2 separate regions of the Mus musculus genome follow, and region 1 is linked to region 2. A link is a loop called in an ENCODE intact Hi-C map of the cell type or tissue named here. Cell type or tissue: left cerebral cortex. All regions are shown on one strand. Each heading gives the region's core, and the rest is flanking DNA. Links, peaks and the distances in the headings are about the cores only. Region 1 has its middle 6.0 kb from the start of Grb2. Region 2 overlaps Armc7 (armadillo repeat containing 7).

The links. Peaks named below come from ENCODE experiments on the same cell type or tissue, not always from the same donor. Only the 100,000 strongest peaks of a DNase experiment are listed, where the experiment ranks them.
Region 1: it touches region 2 in a loop (2.5-fold over the local background); 14 of 42 quality-filtered maps call a loop at or near these places.

What each region holds. Positions count from the first base shown.
Region 1 is chr11:115,711,949-115,717,325 of GRCm38, reverse strand. No RefSeq gene overlaps it. Among named protein-coding and RNA genes, the nearest start is that of Grb2, 6.0 kb to the right of the region's middle. In left cerebral cortex, for the core only: a CTCF peak has its summit at 2,589 (motif pointing right); a DNase peak (open chromatin) is centred at 2,588.
Region 2 is chr11:115,480,867-115,486,243 of GRCm38, reverse strand. The region is part of intron 2 of Armc7 (armadillo repeat containing 7); the gene reads right to left. Among named protein-coding and RNA genes, the nearest start is that of Armc7, 7.9 kb to the right of the region's middle. In left cerebral cortex, for the core only: CTCF peaks have their summits at 256, 455 and 2,302 (motif pointing left); DNase peaks (open chromatin) are centred at 886, 2,324, 2,667 and 4,209; H3K27ac peaks cover 2,677 bases.

The sequences.
Region 1 (5,377 bases), core at 132-5,131, 230 kb before region 2:
AGGCTTGGTGGCGCATGCCTTTAATCCCAGCACTTGGGAGGCAGAGGCAGGACGATTTCTGAGGCCAGCCTGGTCTACAGAGTGAGTTCCAGGACAGCCAGGGCTACACAGAGAAACCCTGCCTCGAAACCCCCCCCCCCAAAAAAAAAAAAAAAGGCAGGAGAGGAATTCAGCCTCAGCATTCAAAGGCGGCAGAGTTTCCGTCAGAGATGAGGAAAGGCCTCGAGGGCAGCCTGAGCACATCCCTGTGGTTTCTGCTACCCTGGTGAACCAGGCAGGAAGCTCATTTGAGTTTACTGCTTCAGTGAAGACTGGGGGTGTGGCTCGGTTGGTACAGTGCTTGCTTAGCTTGCACAGCCTACTCTGAGCTGGGTGTGGTGGCATCGGTTGCTTGTGAGCTGCCCGATGGTGTTGGTGCTGAGGACTGCGCCCAGATCCTGTGTGTACTGGGGTGGCAGTGGGGGAAGGGCAGTAGTTTCTCTTATCCACAGAGCCATCTCTTGAGCCCCTGACTCCACTCTATGTCTTTAAGGATCAGAATGAGTCCTCGGAGAGATGTGGACCCAGAAACAGAAAAAGAGACAGAAATAGAAAAAGGGCAAGCCTCCTCCAAACTTGACCTTGGAGCCTCTTCCTTCAGAGAACTGTCAAGGCCAAAGTCCGTCTGTTCATTGGGCTTTTATGGGTTCATTTATTTATTCTCTGGCACTGAGAGGCATCAGCCAGTTCCGTACCACTTTCCTGGCATTTCCCAGCAGCAGGCGTTGCGAAGTCCTAGGGAAGCCCTTGAGGGACATTCCCCCAAGTCCCTCCCACCCAGGGCTATTAACAGGTTGATTCCTGTAATGGGAGATACACAAGGATTCCCAAGAGTCACATATTCAGAAGGCACTGACATTCAGGGGTGGTTCCAAAGGTGACAAGCCTGAGCCACCTGAAGCTGCTTATTTACGTTCATATTTCTGGGATCTTCTCAGAAGTAATGACTGAAAAAATTCTGGGATCCCGGAACCTCAAACACACCACAGCACACAGCCTCCATTATAGATCTGTTGCACTTAAAAGAATTGTTGACCATTTTCTCCACCTTAGATGCCCACTGCTCTATCTGGAGGGGCTCCAGCCTGGCTCTACACATGGCTGTGTTTGCTATTCTAAATGACTCAGACACCATTTCCTTTGAGAGCCTCCATGATCTCTCTCTCTCTCTTCCTTCTCTATGCTTTGTTTTGTTGTTTGTTTGGTTGATTTTGTTTTTTCGAGACAGGGTTTCTCTGTGTAGCCCTGGCTGTCCTGGAACTCACTCTGTAGACCAGGCTTGGCCTCGAACTCAGAAATCCACCTGCCTCTGCCTCCTGAGGGCTGGATTAAAGGTGTGTGCCACTACTATTCCTGGCTCCTTCTCTCTGTTTTTATTAATTTTACTTGAGGCCTGGTCTCAGTGTGTATCCCTGGCTGACCTGGAGCTCACTCTGTAGACCAGGTTGGCTCCAATCAGGCTGTCTCTGCCTCCTGAGTTCTGGGATTAGAGGTTGTAGTGGTTATTCCTGGTTGTCAACTTGACTATATTTGGAATGACTACAATCCGGAATTGGAAGGCTCACCAGTGACCCTTATCTGGAGGCTTGGAGATCCTTTTCTGGATCTTGGTTTGAAGATCTTAAGCCATAGTGGCTATGGATTCCAGAAGATTGAATCTCCGAGTTTAAGGAACACACCTTTAATCTGGGCTACGCCTTTCATCTGGGATTAAAGGTGTGGTGGGACACACCTTTAATCTGGGCTACACCTTCTGCTGGAGACAATATAAGGACATTGGAAGAAGGGAGTCTAGCTCTTGCTCTTGCTCCTTCGCCTGCTTGCTGCGTGAGACTGAGTAACTGCTAGATCCTTGGACTTCCATTCACAGCTGCGACTGAACAATTGTTGGGAATTGGGCTGCCGACTGTAAGTCATCAATAAATTCCTTTACTATCTAGAGACTATCCATAAGTTCTATGACTCTAGAGAACCCTGACTAATACAGAAGTATGCATGCATCTCTGACTTGCACCCTTCCAGGGCTCCTAGAGCTTTGCTCTGTTGTATCCCATTATTTGGAAGTGAGAATTTATTACGACTACTACCAGTTTATAAAGTAATTGGGGACAGTGATTTCTCTGAAAGCACAGAGGGGCTGGGGAGATGGCTTCATGAGTGAGAGCACTTTCTACGAAAGCGGGAGGGTCTGAGCTCAAATCTCCATCCAGCAGCCATGCGAAAACTGGATATAGCTTTGTGTGTCTGTAAGTCCAGCTTTGGGGAGGGAAGTCAAACAGATCCCATGAACTCACTGGCCACCCAGCTGAGCCAGAACTATAAGCTTCAGGCTCAGCGAAGGAAGGTAGAGAAACAGAGAGCTTTGTCCATGGGACGAGTGGGGCGGGGGAACCTTACGGCAGCTGAGCTTCCAGGTCAGCTGAGCAAATGTGAATAGAATTTTGAAACACTAAACAGAAGCAAGGTGATATGGGTGTCTCAGGCGATGCAAAGCAGGCCAGCTCCCAAGAGGTCAGCAACAGATAGGCAGCAAAATAGTCAAATTCAGGGCAATGCCTAGGTCTCACCTGCAGGTGGCACTATGAAAACTCATAAAAGTCGCAGGTAGAAACCTTTTCTGTCCTCTAAAAGTTACGACCGCCCCCCCCCCCCCCCCCCGCAACAGCAACAAAGGTGGGGGTGCACAGAAGCGGGGGGGGGGCATGAGGGTCACAGCAGACACACTTCTGGTGACTAATTTACATTCAGATGTGGTTGAGTTGGTCAGCAATTCCTGTTACAGTTTTCACACACCATTTTAGTACAATTACTATTCCTTTCAAATATTATTTTCCAGATCTGATATATTTAGATGATTTTTTTTTGGTTTTTTGGTTTTTTGGTTTTTCGAGACAGGGTTTCTCTGTGTAGCCCTGGCTGTCCTGGAACTCACTTTGTAGACCAGGCTGGCCTCCAACTCAGAAATCCACCTGCCTCTGCCTCCCGAGTGCTGGGATCAAAGGCGTGTGCCACCACGCCCGGCTTAGATGTTTTTTTACACAGACACCCTCAGAGTATTTTTTTTTTTTAATTACAGTTACAGCTGAAACAGACATACGTAGTTTTTTGTTTGTTTCAGGAGCTGGAAAGATGGCTCAGTGATTAAGAGCACCGAATGCTCTTCCCAAGTTCGATTCCCAGCACCCACATGGCAGCTCACAACCGTCTGTAACTTCAAGAGCTGACGCCATCTCACATAGATATACATGCAGGTAAAACACCAGCGCATGTTGCCGGGCATGGTGGCGAATGCCTTTAATCCCAGCACTTGGGAGGCAGAGGCAGGCAGATTTCTGAGTTTGAGGACAGCCTGGTCTACAGAGAGAGTTCCAGGACAGCCAGGGCTATACAGAGAAACCCTGTCTTGAAAAACCAAAAAAAAAAAAAAAATAATAAATAAATAAATTAAAATAAAATAAAATAAAAACAAAAGCACTAGCGCATGTAAGATAAAAAGAAATTTTAAAAGTCCTTTCCACTGTCTACTGTTTTTCTGAGTTATCCATCACCCATTTCCTTAGCGCTAACTCTTACCACCACACAACAAAGCAGCCCCATTCTTACCTCCATTCATCTGCCTATCCACTTATTTCCTTCATAATGGGTGCCAAGAAGAAAACAAGGAAATGTGCAATTGTGTCTGTCCCAAAGCTCTGGACCAGGTAAATGAGGCCAGAAATACAATAGCGAATTTTATAAAAAATTATTTTAATTATGTGTATGCATTGGGAAGGTTATGGATGTGAGTATTGGTGTCCCAGGAAGACAGAGGCTTCACACAACCATGAAGGTAGAGGTACAGGAGGCTGTGAGCTGTCCTGTGTGGATGCTGCCAATCAAACTCAGGTCCTTTATAAGAGCAATACACACTCTTACCCATGGACTATCTGCCCAGCTCCCTGCCTCATTTTATTTCTGAGAAAGGGGCTGATGTAGCCCAGGTTGGCCTTAAACTTGCTGTGTAGTGGAGGATGACTGGGACTAACCCCCTGACCCCCTTCCTCTTCGTGCTTGAATTATGAGCGTGCACAACCAACCATACCTGGGTGTAGCAGGAATTTTGAAGAAAACACTGACTTGGGGGCCTAAATATAGGAGGAAAGACCAACTGAAGAGAGGAAATTGCATTAGCAAAGATATGGATGTTCAAAAGATATGGCACCTTCCGGAAACCACAATGGTTCGGTATTAAGGGAGTTGGTGCTAGCTGAGAACTGAGAGGGGCGTGTTCACAGGCAGCAGCTGATCCTTAAAAGCCTTGCAACAGCCTTTAAACATTATCTCGTAGATGATAAATATCTTAGTTCTAACTGGTTTTCCTTTCTGTACTCACAGTGATAAAGTGGTTTGGCGATGAGAATCAGGCTGTGGCCCAGCCCTGCTTCAGCACAGCACAGCACGCAGTGCCCCGAGCTTCTCCAACGGTCTCAACCCCAGACTGCATGCTTCTTCAGCCTAGACCCCTCACTTCCTCTTGGGCTAACCAGAGTCCCAACCTAAACCTCAGTCCCTTTGCGTTCTTTGGTTCTGGAAGAAGTTCCCGGTTGTGTGCTCCCAAAGCCACCAGCCCAGCCTGGGTCATATTTTTAGAACTATGTCTTTTACATTCTGTGTCAAACCCTAGGCAGAAAAATCCTTCTCACTGGAGGGGACAAACATAGGCACTTTTGGATCCTTCTACCTGCATGTCCTGGAGTGTTGCATCCTCCACTCAAAAGCCGGCAGGCACACCCTCACTTCCTCCCGCCACTTCCCTGTACCACCCCCAACCCAGAGACTTCCTTTTTCCTCTAATATCCTCTCTGACTGGTTGGCAGTACAATCTGCTCTAAGTATAATTGCAAACATTTGCCTAGATAGAAGAGGAGTTAAGGCTCAAGGTCTGATTGGAAGTGTGATCTTTTCTTGTTTATTGCTTGGAACAGGGTCTTATATTGTCTAGGCTGGCTTTGTATGTCCTATGTATCTGAGAGTGGATTTGAACTCCTGATTCTCTTGACTCTACCATTGGAGTGTCGGGATTATAGGTGTGTACCACCACACCTGGTAATAATTTATTATTTATTATTACTATTATTTTATTTTATGTGTATATGTGGTTTGTCTGCATGTATGTGTGTGTAATTCGTGCATGCTCGGTGCTCCGGGAGGCCAAAGAGGGTGTTAGATTCTCTATAACTTGAGTTAGAGAACAGTGAACCACAGGTGGGTGCTGAGAATTGAGCCCAGGTCCTCTGAAAGAGCAGAGTGTGATCTTAACCTTTCTGTCATCTCTCCAGGCTCTGTTTTTTATTGTTTT
Region 2 (5,377 bases), core at 165-5,164:
GTCCTGGGGGGAAGCAGGGCTTGCCCCGACTCTTGCCTACCGTGGGACCCTTTTTTGTCCTAGGGCTGCCTTGCCCAGCCTTGCCATGATGGCGTGTGCCTGCTCTTACTGCAGCTTGATATGCCGTGTTTGGTTGATGTCCCTAGGAGGCCTGCTCTTTTTGGATCTGGGAGAGAGAGAAGGTGGGAGGGAGAGACTCAGGAGAGGGGAGGAGGAGAAGGGAGAGGGGAGGGAGGGAAAACTGCCATAGGGATGAGAATATATAAAAGAATTTTTTTTTTTTAAAGATTTATTTATTTATTATATGTAAGTACACTGTAGCTTTCTTCAGACACTCCAGAAGAGGGCGTCAGATCTTGTTACAGATGGTTGTGAGCCACCATGTGGTTGCTGGGATTTGAACTTCAGACCTTCGGAAGAGCAGTCGGGTGCTCTTACCCACTGAGCCATCTCACCAGCCCCATAAAAGAATTTTTTAAGATTTAAAATATATTTTTAAAAGCTAGCTTTAGGACAGAGCTTGCATGATCTCACTTAAATAAGGACCGAAGCCATGTGAAAGCAATCCACAGGGACAAAGCTAAGAGCTGTGCCCACCTGGGGTATGTGGGAGAAACAAGACACAGCTTGACTAAGGAGCTGCTGGTGCACATGGGAGCACACCTTAATGGACTCAAGGATTAATTAAACTGCCACTTGTGTCCATTCATCAGACGCCCAGATAGTTACAAACCAGAAAGGGTGGACCGGGCGTGGCTGCGGTGGACGCTTGCGAGGGCTCCTGGGCTCCATCCTAGTACCACCAAAAAGAAAGAGAGGAGAGCAAGCCCTGACTAGCTGAAGAATTTGCTTTGGGCGGACAGAGATGGGGGCGGGGTGGAAGAGCTAGAGGCAAGAGGCAAAGGCTGGGCTCTGTTGGACACCAGTAACCATAGAAACCCCTGAAAGATGGAACCTGAGATGAGAGAGCTGGACTTGGAGAAACAGGCGACAAGTAGGAGCTGGTGCTGGGAAGGGCTCAAAGGGATTTCCTGGGGGTTAAAACGGTGGGCAGGCGGTGGGAGCGCATGGCTTTCATCCCAGCACTTGGGAGACAGCTAGATGCAGGCAGATCCCTGAGTTCAAGGCCAGCCTGGCCTACACAGAGAGACAAGAAAGTGAAAACAAAAATAAGGTGTCAGTGAGATTGCAGGTAAGGGTACCTGAGCATGCCTGGTAACCAAAGTCCAACTCAGGGACCCACGTTAGGGTGGGAGGAGAACACTGACTCCGCACAGTTGTCCTGTGACCCCCACATACATGCAATGGCATGTATACACGCCCCTCCCACATTACATGCACAATCATAATGCAATACATTTTTATAAAAAAATAAACAAAAAAGCCTCACTGGGCACTAATCTGTTCTTAGGTTTTACTTCAGCACCCTGAAAATGCTTGTTGCCGGCTGTGAGTAAGAGGAAAATACACACGAAACGTACTTCTATTGATGTATATATGCATGTATGCACATGATAAGGCCTTCCTGTGTAGCCCTGGAGGGCCTGGAATTCCTCCATGTAGACTAGGCTGGCCTTGAACTTCTGGAGATCCACTAGCCTCTGCCTCCCAATGCTGGGATTACATCATGGACCACCATGCTGGGATCACTTTCTTGAATTCTGGAAATCCTGTACCATACTGGTCAGCTGTGTCAATTAAAACACACATAACTGTTAGGCCTAAAATAAACCTGCTTTATCTCAAACTAGAAGAGACACTCTGCCTAGGGCTCCCAAGTAGCTGGGACTGTGTACACCCGACATTATACTTTACTGGAAAAGAAAATGACAGGGGCGGAGAGGTGCTTCAGAGGTTAAGCCTGACTGATCTTTAAGGGTCCAGGTTCAATTCAGCACCAACATGGCAGCTCACAACTGTCTATAGTACCAGTTCCAGGGGATCCAACACCCTCACACAGACACACACGCAGGCCAAACACCAAGCACACACACACACACACACACACACACACGAATGAATGAATGAATGAATGAATGAATGAATGAATGAGGAAAAACAACTCTCTTAAATGTCAAAGATATTATTAATTACAAGAGAAATACTTTAGGAGGCAAAGGCAGGCAGATCCCTGAGTTCAAGGCCAGCCTGGTTTACTGAGTGAGTTCCAGGACAGCCAGGGCTATACAGAGATACCCTGTCTCGAAAAAACAAACAAACAAACAAACAAACAAAAAAAGAGAAATACACTGTTGGTTTCCAAAGAGGCTGTAGAGAATTTAGCCATTGAGCACTGCTGCCCCCTGGTGGCAGTGACGTGTATCGCAAGATCTACGAAGCCAATTTAACCAGACTTCTCAGAGGAATGAATCCTGCTTTAGCAACAAATCTGTCAAAGTGCCCTGTGGCACCCTGAGGATCAGTTTTCAGAGAAGCAAAATCCTCCTGTGGTCTTTGCATCTGCATGTTGGCCTGGGATGGACAGGAGTACACGATGTTTTTAACCAGAGCTTCCGCTCCGTTCTTTTATTCACTCTTGAGTGTTACCCTGGCTTTAGAGCTGGTGTCTCAATCCATCCACTTCTCAGCCGAAGTCGCAATCACCAGCAGCTTTCTCGTGACTAAGACCACTGCCCAGTGGCTGCTAGTTCCTCTGTGAGCTTTGGGCACCACCAGGTGCAGCAGGCAAACTCCTAACTGCAGAGATGGGCGCAGCCAGGCTTCTCAGGGAGATCAGCACCGTAAGTGCTCCCACCAGGCGCTCCAAGGCGGACAGTGCTTTCAGCAGCAGAACAGGTGCTTGGCAGTGCTCCCCTCTTAGTGCCAGAGGCAGTCCAAGGTCGGAAATGACAACGGCCATTGAATCTGCATCCAGCTCCCACTGGGACTCTCCTCTTAAGTCACATATGACAAATACAAGAGCATCGAGATCGACACAGAGCCCCAGAGACAAAAGGCTGAGAGCTGGAGCCGCACTTGCACTTGAAACCTGAGATTTAGACTGTGTGAAGACGGCAGGAAAGGGAAAACAAAACAAAACAAAACAAAACAAAACAAAACAAAACAAAACAAAACAAAAAACAGTGGTGAAACAGACAGATCCTGGGGGCAACTGCCCAGAGCAGACCCAGTCTCCCATAGCGCCTCCAAGCTGGCAGAGGAGCATCTGAGGTGCCCTGTGCTGGCAACACTGCCTTCTGGGGCTGTCTGGAACCTGGAGGAACATCTCTGTGACTGGGCAGTTTTCTCCAGAGTCAACAGCCTACTGTAGAGAAGCTCTATGGCTCGCTCCCCAGCAGAAGCATGGCCACTGTCACCACTCAGAGGGCAACAACAGTGCGGCAGACTTGGCTTTTAAGACAGTGTAGCCTTGGCTGTCCTGGAACTCAGTCTGTAGACCAGGCTGGCCTTGAACTCACAAAAATCCAAATTTCTGTTTCCCAAGTGCTATGATTAAAGGTATGTACCACACAACCACCTGGTTTGTTTATTTGATGTATACGAGTACACTGTATCTCTCTTCAGGCACACTAGAAGAGGGCTTTGGATTCCATTAGATGGTTGTGAGCCACCACATGGTTGCTGGGAATTAAACTCAAGACCTCTGGAAGAACAGACAGTGCTCTTAACTGGTGAGCCATCTCTCCAACACCCTACTTTTTATTCTTTTAAACCACAGTACTCATTATGTAGATCCTAGCTAGCCTGGAACCTACAGAGATCCTCTGGCTCTGCACCCTGAGTGCTGGGACCACAGGGGTGCACTTGCAGAGGGTTCTAAGAAGGGGTCCTGTAAACTGAGGCTTGCCTCAGACTCATTATATAACTGAGGCTGACCATGAACTCCCGATCCTACTTCCTCCTACTCTGGGGCCGGTTTTAGATGCTTTAGATTATCTAGAATAGCATGCCTCTAGAAGAGCAGGGATCCAGAGCCAGTAAGATCTAGACAACTGGGCTCCCTTAGCCCAGGTACAGAGGGCCCCATAGGGATGTTCTGAAGACCCCTAGATTCCACCCAGAGCCCACCAATCTCCTTTCATCTGAGGCTCCATCCCTCAGCCTACAGCTGCACCAGCCTCTTCTGGGTCCTGCCGCCTACAGTGAATTCCCTCAGCATTGCACTTAACAGAGCATCTGCTTGTGGAGGCTGAGGCCAGATGGAATTTTTTTTTCTGTCGTTGGTTTTTTAAGACAGGGTTTCTCCATGTAGTCCCAGCTGGCCTTGAACTCATGGAGATCTACCTATCTTTATCTCCCAAGTGCCAGGATTAAAGACTTGGGCTCCCAGCCATAGCTGGGATTTCCATGTGTCTCAGAGCGCCTGCACTGAGAAAAGATGGGAGGCTCTGTATCCTAGTCCTGTATTCCACAAACATCAAGAAGAGTGCGGTGTCTCTGAAAACTCTAAATCACACTGTGATGTATTCAGAGATAAAAAGTGTCACTGAGCTGTTAAGCTATTCAACTGAGTCTCTGGGTTACAGGAAATGGAGGAGACAGAAGGAGGAGCTAAGTCACTGCTGCGTACACAGTAGCTCCCCACCACACGTGAGGCTGTAACACAGGTGGAGGGCTGGATGTGCTATGCACAGCCTACACATACACCTACCATTGTCACTTTATATCTCTGTGAACCAGGGCTCTCAGCACTGACCTTGTCACAGCAAAGCCATCAGAACTCTGAAAACCACTGAGGATGGTCTATGTCCCATAGTCTCAGCATTCAGCCAGGTTTGCGTGTATGAAAAATGAACCATCCATCTTCTTAGTGTGCAAACACTGTCCTTAATAAATAGTAAAATCATACCTGTACCAGATCCCTGCCCCCTTGGACAGGGAGGGTCTCATGTAACTCAGGCTGGCCTCAAAGTTGTCCTGGTTTTTTTTTTTTTTTTTTTTTTCGAGACAGGGTTTCTCTGTGTAGCCCTGGCTGTCCTGGAACTCACTCTGTAGACCAGGCTGGCCTAGAACTCAGAAATCTGCCTGCCTCTGCCTCCCGAGTGCTGGGATTAAAGGCATGCGCCACCATGCCCGGCCAAAGTTAATTAGCTGAAAATCATCCAAGATTCTTGGTTCTCTTGCCTCCACCTCCCAAGTGTATTTTATATAGCGCTCTCTCTCTCTCTCTCTCTCTCTCTCTCTCTCTCTCTCTCTCTCTCTCTCTCTGTGTGTGTGTGTGTGTGTGTGTGTGTGTACAAGCAGTGGTGGCATAGGCCTTTAATCCCAGTACCCAGGACAGAGGCAAGTAGATCTGTAAGTTTGAGTCCGGCTTGGTCTACATTGAGAATCCCAGGACAGCCAGGGCTACACAGAGAAACCCTGTCTTGTACACTGCCCCACAATTTTTATTCTCATGCAAAAAGGGCTCCTGAGT